Linked DNA regions of Homo sapiens: region 1 is linked to region 2. A link is an interaction called in ENCODE POLR2A ChIA-PET data of the cell type or tissue named here. Cell type or tissue: GM12878. All regions are shown on one strand. Each heading gives the region's core, and the rest is flanking DNA. Links, peaks and the distances in the headings are about the cores only.

Region 1 (5,397 bases), core at 232-5,231, 100 kb after region 2:
CATTTGCCTCATGAAGTTATTCAGAGACTCAGATAGCAGGGTAGTCCATCACTTTCTCTCATGGCCTGGCTAAACCTGTGTCATTGATTTATTTGAGTTCTAGCCAGTGGATAGGGGAAAGAGAGCATGGAGAAGACACACCTATTCTCTTAAGATCTAGTCCTTAAAGGAGCAAATGTTACTTCTGTTCACACTGAATTAGAGAGAATTAGTCACGTGGTCAATCTCACAGCAGGTATGGAGGCTAGGAAGTGTAGTCCCACAGCATGTGCCCAGGAAGAAAGGGATAACATTTGGCGGACAACAACAAATAGTTTCCACCGCAACTACTACCTGTGCTGCCTCTAAATATCTGAGAAGCCAAATGATAATGTGGGAGTTAAGTATTCTTATAAATGAAAAATTAAAATATCCTAAAAGAAATAAGGAAAAACTACAAATTCAGTTTTAAAAAGGGAAATACAAAAGACTACTAATCATACATCAGTAGCTGATTGTCAACAAAGGTACTAAAACAATTCAGTGGAGGAAAGAATAGTCTTTCAACAAATTGTACTGGCACAACTGAATATCCACATGCAAGAAGAATGAAGTTGGACCTCTACCTCACAGCATATATAAAAATTAATTCAAAATGAATCAAAGACTTAAGAGCTAAAACTATATAAAACTCTTTGAGGGAAAAAAAAAATGCAAGTCTATGTTAACTTAGAATAGGCAACAGTTTCTCAGATATCACCAAAAACACAAGCAACCAAAGAAAGAATAGACAAATTGCAGAAATAAAAACTTTTGTGTATCAAAGGAATCTATGGAGAAAGTGAAGACAACCCACAGAATGGGAGAAAATATTTGCAAATTACATATCTGAAAAGGATTTAATATTTAGAATATATAAAGAAGCTTTACAATTCAATAAAAACAAATAACCCAGTTTTTTTAAAAGGGCAAGGATTTTAATAGACTTTTTTCTCAAAGATGAGTAATACCTTTATTCATTAGGAATATGCAAATCAAAATCACAATGAAATACCACTTCACATCCGCTAGGATGACTAAAATTTTTAAAAACAGAAAATAACAAGTGTTGGTGAGGAGATGGAGAAATTGGGTGAGAATGTAAAATGGAACAGCCATTGTGGAAAAACAGTGATGTGAACATTAGCATTTGGTGGTTTCTCAAACTATCCAACAGAATTGTCATATGACCCCAAAACTCCACTCTTAGATTTATACCCAAGAGAACTGAAAACAAGTGTTCAAGCAAAAAGTTGTGTACACAAATGTTTGTAGCAGCATTATTCATAACAATCCAAAGGTGGAAACAACCCAAATGTCCATCAACTAGTGAATGGATAAACAAGATGTGGTAAACCCATACAGTGGAATATTATCAACCATAAAATTGAATGTAGTAATGATTTATGCTACAACATGGGTAGACCTTGAAAACATTGTGTTAAGTGAAAGAAGCCAGACACAAAAGCGTATATATTGTATGATTCCATTTCATTTGTCCAGAATAGGCAAATCCAGAAATGTAGAAAGTAGATTAGTGGTTGCCAGGCACAGGGGGAGAGGGCACTGACTACTTAATGGCTATAAAGTTTTCTTTTCTTTTCTTTTCTTTTCTTTTTCTTTCCTTTCTTTTCTTTTCTTTCTTTCTTTGAGATGGAGTTTTGCTCTTTGGTGCCCAGGCTAGAGTGCAGTGGCATGATCTCGGCTCACTGTAACCTCTGCCTCCAGGGTTCAAGTGATTCTCCTGTCTCAGCCTCCTGAGTAGCTGTGATTACAGGCACCCACCACCACGCCCAGCTAATTTTTGTGTTTTTAGTAGAGACAGGGTTTCACCATGTTGGTCAGGCTGGCCTTGAACTCCTGACCTCAGGTGATCTGCCCGCCATGGGCCTCCCAAAGTGCTGGGATTACAGGCGTGAGCCACCACGCCCGGCCAGGTTTCTTTTTGTGGTGATAAAAATGTTCTGGAATTAGGTAATGGTGATGGTTGCACAACTTTGTGAATATACTAAAAGCCACTGCATTGTATACTTTAAAATGATTAACTTAATGGTGTGTGACTAATATCTCAATAAAAAATAAGACTAGTGACTGTGAAAATCTAGCATCCCACCAGTAATCAAAGAAATGAAAATTATGCTGGGTGCTGTGGCTCATGCCTGTAATCCCAGCACTTTGGGAGGCCGAGGTGGGCAGATCACGAGGTCAGGAGATCCAGACCATCCTAGCTAACGTGGTGAAACCCCATCTCTACTAAAAATATAAAAAATTAGCCAGGCGTAGTGGCGGGCACCTGTAGTCCCAGCTACTCGGGAGACTGAGGCAGGAGAATGTTGTGAACCTGGGAGATGGAGCTTGCAGTGAGCCGAGATTGTGCCACTGCACTCCAGCCTGGGCGACAGAGCGAGACTGCCTCTCAAAAAAAAAAAAGAAATGAAAATTATGACAATGTTAATCTTAATTGTATCCATTAAAATGGTAAGTTAAAATTTTGTTAATACACTCATATTCTATTATTGATAATGTAAATTGATACAGTTGTTTTGGAGGACTTAATTGGTAATATGTATCAAATGCTTTAAAATAAACTATATTCTTTGTCTCAGAAATTATGTTGTAAGAATTTATTCTAAGGATATAATAAATATCTATTATGATATTTGTCTACATGCTTGATGATGACAATGAGATTAAAAATGGAAAGCAACTAAAATGTTGAAAAATGAAACATTCAGTAATTTTGAAGTAATTGAAATGTTTCATAATAAGCAGCCAATAATTTATGATATCCAGTGGCTGGGCACAGTGGCTCACGCTTGTAATCCCAGCATTTTGGGAGGCTGAGGTGGGTGGATTGCTTGAGTCCAGGAGTTCAAGACCAGCCTGGCCAACATGGCAAAACCCCATCTCTACTAAAAATACAAAAATTTGCCAGGTCTGGTGGCACATGCCTGTAATCCCAGCTACTCAGGAGGCTGAGACAGAAGAATTACTTGAAACCCAGAGGTGGAGGTTGCAGTGAGCCGAGATCGCACCACTGCACTCCAGCCTGGGTGACAGAGTGAGACTTTGTCTCAAAAAAACAAAACAAAACAGACAAACAAAAAATGTATGATACCCAAACGATGTCATAAAAATTATGTTGTATAAGATTATACCATTATAGTGCCATGAAAAATGTTAACACTGTATTAACTGATTAAAATGAGAATCATAAATAATATGTAAAATATAGTCTTGAATTTGTTTTTAAAGTCTGTTTTATAAGTTAATGTTCCCATATTTATGTGAGATTACCTGTGATTTTTGTTTTCTTTGGATTTTTCTGTATTTAATTTTCTTTATGAGAAAATTATGTTTTCAATATTTTTTTTAACTAATGATTTTATCACACTGTAATTTATAATCAGAAATCTATGAACTAACTTTTGGGAGATTTAAAGTAAGGGCTGTTCCAACAGAATGTGCTGGAGGATGGGAGTTCCTACACGTCCATTAGGACCAGCAATATAGTGGTGTGGCTATTAATCTTTCATTATAATATACCCATTTCTTGCTAGACTCAGTGACTCTGGTTGATTAGTTCATTGCTTAGAATAAGATCTTGTGGTCAATTCCTATGTGAGTCAAGTAAACACTGACTTTGGCTTTAGTTCTAGTCAGACAACTTGTAAGTGTGTATCACAAGTCAGAGGGGACACTACATGGGAGAGCATAAGTGGATTTTTGTAGATCAACCATTGTTGTGGGAAAACCTCTTCAGTTCTGCTCCTCTTGGCCAGATGTGGGCCTGAGTGTGAGTCTGGATAAGAAGAGTTCAAACTTCTCTTGTGACACACAGCATTTCTTACCCAGGGGAAGTTTAAATAAATTTGAACATAAAACCTAGGTCTTCCACTTGGTTTAAAGCCCTTAACTAAGAAATAAGATATATTGGAAAATGCTTCGTACCTACAGCATTGTTGTTAAGAGATGTTGGCCCCATGGGGCATGCAGCTGTTAAACCAGAGTGACTCCCAGACCCAGTGATGTGAGTCTCATTTTCTTGGACCTGAATCTCACCTGGGGCCTGGGAAAGCAGGCTGGGACACAAGGAGAATAGCTCTTGGGTAGCTGGGTGAGCTATTGCATAGATGGCTGCAAAGACTAGTCCCACAAAGAGGGGCACCTGGTGCTGCCTTGTTGGCAGGCAGTCATTTTTGTCCTACATCCTTGTGAGTAGTCTTGTGAATATGAATGTTTACTTAAGCTTGAAAAATTTCCCTAGGCATTATACTTAACATCTTGGGACTCAGTTTCCTGCTCTGTAAAATGAAAATGTTGTCTACCTTAAAGGTGGTTGTAAAAAGTAGAGTTACTGCACAAAGCTCCTAGAATATAATAGATATTCTGTAAATGGTAGCTATTACTCTGTTTATACCATCGTATTTTAAAGGTAAAATATGCTAGATACTTCCACAATACCTATTTTACAGACTTGCATTAGAGGATATTGGCAGGTATTGACATTTTGAGCATTGTAATTATTGACCATGTAATTGTCTAGTTTTTTTTAAATTATACTTTAAGTTTTAGGGTACGTGTGCACAACGTGCAGGTTAGTTACATATGTATACATGTGCCATGTTGGTGTGCTGCACCCAGTAACTCATCATTTAACATTAGGTATATCTCCAAATGCTATCCCTCCCCCCTCCCCCACCCCACAACAGGCCCTGGTGTGTGATGTTCCCCTTCCTATGTCCATGTGTTCTCATTGTTCAATTCCCACCTATGAGTGAGAACATGTGGTGTTTGGTTTTTTGTCCTTGCGATAGTCTGCTGAGAATGATGGTTTCCAGCTTCATCCATGTCCTTACAAAGGACATGAACTCATCATTTTTTATGGCTGCATAGTATTCCATGGTGTATATGTGCCACATTTTCTTAATCCAGTCTATCATTGTTGGACATTTGGGTTGGTTCCAAGTCTTTCCTATTTTGAATAGTGCCACAATAAACATATGTATGCATGTGTCTTTATAGCAGCATGATTTATAATCCTTTGAGTATATACTCGGTAATGGAATGGCTGGGTCAAATGGTATTTCTAGTTCTAGATCCCTGAGGAATCGCCACACTGACTTCCACAATGGTTGAACTAGTTTACAGTCCCACCAACAGTGTAAAAGTGTTCCTATTTCTCCACATCCCCTCCAGCACCAGTTGTTTCCTGACTTTCTAATGATCGCCATTCTAACTGGTGTGAGATGGTATCTCATTGTGGTTTTGATTTGCATTTCTCTGATGTCCATTGATGATGAGCATTTTTTCATGTATCGTTTGGCTGCATAAATGTCTTCTTTTGAGAAGTGTCTGTTCATATCCTTTGCCCACTTT
Region 2 (5,397 bases), core at 120-5,119:
CTCTTGGATTCAAGCGATCCTCCCACCTTGGCCTCCCAAAATGTTGGGATTACAGGCATGAGCCACTGTGCCCAGCAAGATTTTTAAAATATTTCCATTATAGATAACAAACTAACTGATGTCAAATTGCTTAAAACTTTCTAAATGCTTACTCTCAATTTCTGTACTTGCCTGTTATGTATCAGTAACAAACAGTTGGAGGACCTTTGTTCTAATCTAGAGACTAATAGAAGGCCATTGTAGCAAGAAGGGGTGTTCTGAGTCTTATATTATTTTTCTTAGAGTAGATATTCTCGGCCTTTGGTAAAACTTAATTATAGTTTTCATTTGCTGTATTTGAGATTCAGTGAGACGGTTTTTTCCTCATGTTAGTGAATGGAGACATAACGTTCAACCAATATAAAGGGACTTTAAGCAGGCAATTTGCAGATGTTCCCATTATCTCCCCATGTGGATATGGAAAGGCTTGTTTAAGGACAGCAGTCTTAGTTTATGTCTTATTTGTTCACCTGTTACTGAAAAACCATTGTGGGGGCCTGGGTTCCTATGTCTATTTTCTGATTACTCCAATGTTGTCCCACGAAAGGAACTATTTAAGAGCCTTATATATTCAGCAGCTATAGCTCAAATCCATTGTGATAAAGGTGACCCGTCCCATATATGTTTATAGTAATATTCTTTCTATATGGTTTATAAATGTACATATATGTCTGCATATGATATGTCTCTATATCAATCTAAATACGTCTTTTTCACTTATTTCTACATATTGTTGAATTGCTTAATGACTTTTTATGGAAACTTGGAGCTAGAAGTGGTGTGAAGGTCATATGGTCCAGCCCTCTTTTTAATATAGAGGCTGGCAAACTAGGGCTGTCTGGTCTGACACCTGTTTTTGTAAGTAAAGTTTTGTTAGACCACGGACATACCTATTTGTTTACATATTGTCTATGGCTGCTTTCTCACTACAATAGTATATTAGGGTAGTTGCCCTGGAGATCTTATGGCCTGCAGAGCCAAAAATATTTACTCTCTGGCCTTTTACAGAAAAGTTTACTGACTTCTTATATAGAGAGGCCTGGCAACTTCTACCTGAATTCATTCAGTGACAGTATTTCACTCTCTCTCAAAGCATTCAGCTTATAGTTAGTTTCTATTTATCTTGAGCAAAACTTTTTTAAGAAACCTTCCTTGTACACATGATAGACTTTTAGGAATTTGAAAACAATTTTTTTTTTATGGTCCTTTTGTGCTTTTAATAACCATAATATTGATTTCACAAAATTTTATCCTCTCCTTAAAAAGTTGGTAAGAACGTACCCTCTAAAAATGGTAGCCCTTTAAAATATGCCTTACATAGTATAAAAGAATTATCCAACTCTTCAGGTGTCTCTCTTTCCCCCTTTTTCTTTTTTTTTTTTTTTTTATTATACTCTAAGTTTTAGGGTACATGTGCACATTGTGCAGGTTAGTTACATATGTATACATGTGCCATGCTGGTGCGCTGCACCCACTAACGTGTCATCTAGCATTAGGTATATCTCCCAATGCTATCCCTCCCCCCTCCCCCGACCCCACCACAGTCCCCAGAGTGTGATAAAAACAATTTTTATACTTCTTATCTCTTTCTAGTAGTCTACATCCCATTCCCAGTCTTTCCAATCATAAAAATTTGTAGTTTATTTAGTTCACACTTGAACGTCCTATGAAACTGTTTTAAACCTTTTACCTATCTTGTTTCTTGTCATTATTCTTAAGCCATTGATACAGAAATCAGAACCAAATTTAATATTGTTGTGGGTATGAGACAGTTTCTGTCATGTTTTAATTTTTTCCTTAAAGTTTTACTATGTACTTCATATATACTGGGCACTCAACTGTGTTATTATTACTTTAAATATGTGCTAAGTGGCATTATTTTTTAAACAGTGATATCACATTAAAGGTTCTTAATGAGCTCAAACTCAAAAACCACTACGTCTTTTTACATATCTTGCTATTAAATCAGATCTTCACCATCCTACGCTGAACCCATGGCAGGACTTTTTACTCCTTTGAGATTCTATTGTATTAGGTTTATTCCACTGTGTCAGTATGTTGAGAAGTTTTAGCATCTTGATTCTGTTATTTAAATATTTACTGTTCTTCATAGCTCTTTGTCATGTGAGAATTTGATAGCAATGAGTTACTCGATCAACATCTTGCTATGTTTGTGTGGTCGTTATTGAATCCAAGTGAAATTGTTCTGGGAATTTTTCTTAGAGTTTATGGTAGATTGAATTATTGCTCAGCAAATATTCATTCCCCACCCTTTCTCTTGAGGTGAACTATACATACATCCCTGTCTTACTGATTTTAGACTTGGTCATACGGCTTGCTTGGACTAGTAGAATGGAGATGGAATTGACTGTAAAGCCATTTCTAAAATGAGGCTTTAAGAGGCATGGCAAGTTATTTCCAGCTTTTTCGTACTTCCGGCACTTACTGTAAGAAGAACTTGCCCCAGGTAACTACTTCAGATGGGGTCCCAGAATGAAAGATATGTGAAGGATACCTGAACTTGACCCTGCAACCTGAAGCAGAGATGCTCTAGCCAACCTGCAGATTCATGAGCAGAAGTTAGCATTTATTGTTTTAATCCATTTCCACTTTTTGAGTTGTTACAGAGTATTGATTCAGCAATAGCTGGTCCATACACAGCTAACCAAGCCATTCTGTTTTGCAGGAATTATCTCTGAAATGCCTAGTACCTGTAAATAACAAGCCAGTACTAGACTATCATGAACCTTGGCTTAAGGGAGATCAGAGGTAACTTTTGGGTCCCATATGTGTGTCGGTACATGGCATGAGCTGAGGGATGCCGCTGAAGAAAGGAACTACAGTTGGCTAAACAGGATATACAGAAATATCCTGCTGCTCTAGCTATGCCTCAAATGCTTTGGGTCAGATTTTTACTTTTTGCAGTTTGATATGCTAACATTGTCAAGTTTTTCTATTACTTTCTGTTCTGTTTTCTTGTTCCTCCTGTATTTTTTTTTTAACTTCCTGCCTTTTTAGAAATAACTCATGTTTTCACAGTATGTACTACTTAAAGAAACAATATAGAATAAGACCATTAGAGTTCTAATTATGGCTCCACCATTTGTTAACATAATCACTCTACATAAATTACTTAAGCCATTTCCCCCTCTGCATATTGGGATTAATAAATAACTCACAGTTGTTGCTAAGCTTAAATGAGATAACAAAGTCATTAGCTCACCATCATTTGTATATACAGTCATTAGCAAATATTTACTGAGTAAATTCTGAGGGATACAGTGCTTTGCACATTATAAAAAAGTCAATACATTTTATAGCATTTTGATAGTCCTAGACCTAGAAAGTACTTGTTGGGGTCACATTGATGCCAAATGAAAGGAAAAGAGAAGGGGGTTCTAATCCCATTTCTGAAAGAAAGAGCATAAATATTTGCCGTTAGAAATCATGGAACAGTTTTTAGATGTGTTTTATGTTATTTGATAGGTTAATACTTTATTTCAGGATTTCTTTTTGCATTATCCTTGGCAGTGGCTAGGTACTGTCAATGACCAGTATTTTTTGTTCTATCTGGGGATGTGAATCCAAAACAAAGGATAGAATTGCTTGTGCTCTGTTTTTCTCTCAGTTAATTTTTTCAAAATATAATCCCAAGTACAAATCATGCTTTTGAGTATTATAGGGGATCATATTTTTTTCTTATAACCTTGAATAAGATGCAGTAAAAACAGTGAAGCTGACCACTTTTCTTCCCTATCATTTAGGTATGTAGCTTCTACCAGATATTTTGACATCCTGTTTCATAAGAATCTTTTTCTTTAATTAAAAAAAAAATGGTAGTTTTAACAATTCAAATAATATGGGTGGTACATGAAATATTTGCCTTTTTTTTTCAAATTTACAGTCATGTTTGGTATAAATCTTTTCCTTTTATGTGTACTCATTTAATATGTAGTTTTTCCTTTATAAAAAAGTAGAATTATATTCACATTTATTCTGCATCTTGTCTTTTATATTTAATAGTATTTTTTATCATTGATAAAAATATCATTGATATTTTCCCAAAGTGAATACAGAAAGACCTCATTTTATTGACAGCATCATAGTTCGTATTGTGGATATAAATTATTTAACATCCACATATTTTGATCTACATCCTATTGATTTAAGTTGTTTAAAGCAATACTGTGACTGGGCATGGTAGCTTACGATTGTAATCTCAAGATTTTGGGAGGCAGAGGTAGGAGGATCGTTTTTGGCCAGGAGTTCAAGACCAGCCTGGGCAACATGGTGAAATCCCTGTCTTAATCAATCAATCAATAAACAAACAAATACACATACTACAATAAATGTACTTATTTATCTTGTTATACTTGTGCTTTTATTTTAGCAGTTCTGAAAATGGCTTCCTTGTAAGCGAAGTCTATCTATATTTAAAATTTTAATAGATATTAGTAGGTAAAAACATTTTTAAAAACTTGATTACTAATAAAAATTTAAAATGCTACACCAATTTATATTTCTACCAATAATTTATAGTAATGTGGTGCATCCTATCTTACCAGGAGTGGATGCTGCCAGTCATTAAATTTTTGCCATCCTGGGCCAAAAATGATATCTAATTTTGTTTCCTTTCTATGAAAATTGGTATTCAGACATATTCCAATGTTTGTAGCTATTTACAATGCATTCTTGCTGTATTGGCCATTCATATCTTTTTTATTATTAATTGTTTTCTTTTTAAAATCAGTTCATAAGGCTTTTCAAAAATTCTTACAGAGGCTGGGGATGGTGGCTTGCACCTGTAATCCCAGTGCTTTGGGAGGCCAAGGTGGGAGAATTGCTTGAGCACAGGAATTCGATTGTAGCCTGGGCAAGATGGCAAGACCCCTGTCTTTACAAAACATTAAAAAATCAGCATGGCATCATGGTGTGTGTCTTTAGTCCCAGCTACTTCAGAGGCTGAGGCCACAGTATCCCTTGAGTCCAGTAATTCGAAGTGGCAGTGAGCTATGATCCTGCCACTGCACTTCAGCCTAGGTGACAAAATGAGACCCTGTCTCTAAAAAAAAAAAAAAAAAAATTACTGAAATTATTGTAGAAATATAAGCAAGAGATGTTTTTTGCTTTCCTTCCATTTTTTTTTCTTTTATTATTATACTTTAAGTTTTAGGGTACATGTGCACATTGTGCAGGTTAGTTACATATGTATACATGTGCCATGCTGGTGGCTGCACCCACTAACTCATCATCTAGCATTAGGTATATCTCCCAATGCTATCCCTCCCCGCTCCCCCCACCCCACAACAGTCCCCAGAGTGTGATGTTCCCCTTCCTGTGTCCATGTGATCTCATTGT

Evidence for each region. ChIA-PET counts read pairs that join two places held together with the same protein. Peaks named below come from ENCODE experiments on the same cell type or tissue, not always from the same donor. Only the 100,000 strongest peaks of a DNase experiment are listed, where the experiment ranks them.
Region 1: POLR2A ChIA-PET joins it to region 2 with 7 read pairs; 3 of 35 experiments call an interaction of 5 or more read pairs at or near these places.

Annotation. Positions count from the first base shown.
Region 1 is chr11:72,945,723-72,951,119 of GRCh38, reverse strand. The region is part of intron 8 of FCHSD2 (FCH and double SH3 domains 2); the gene reads left to right. Among named protein-coding and RNA genes, the nearest start is that of ATG16L2, 130 kb to the right of the region's middle. In GM12878, for the core only: no CTCF peak of the experiment used is centred there; no DNase peak of the experiment used is centred there.
Region 2 is chr11:73,045,714-73,051,110 of GRCh38, reverse strand. The region is part of intron 3 of FCHSD2 (FCH and double SH3 domains 2); the gene reads left to right. Among named protein-coding and RNA genes, the nearest start is that of FCHSD2, 94 kb to the left of the region's middle. In GM12878, for the core only: no CTCF peak of the experiment used is centred there; a DNase peak (open chromatin) is centred at 2,910; H3K4me3 peaks cover 1,711 bases; H3K27ac peaks cover 3,921 bases.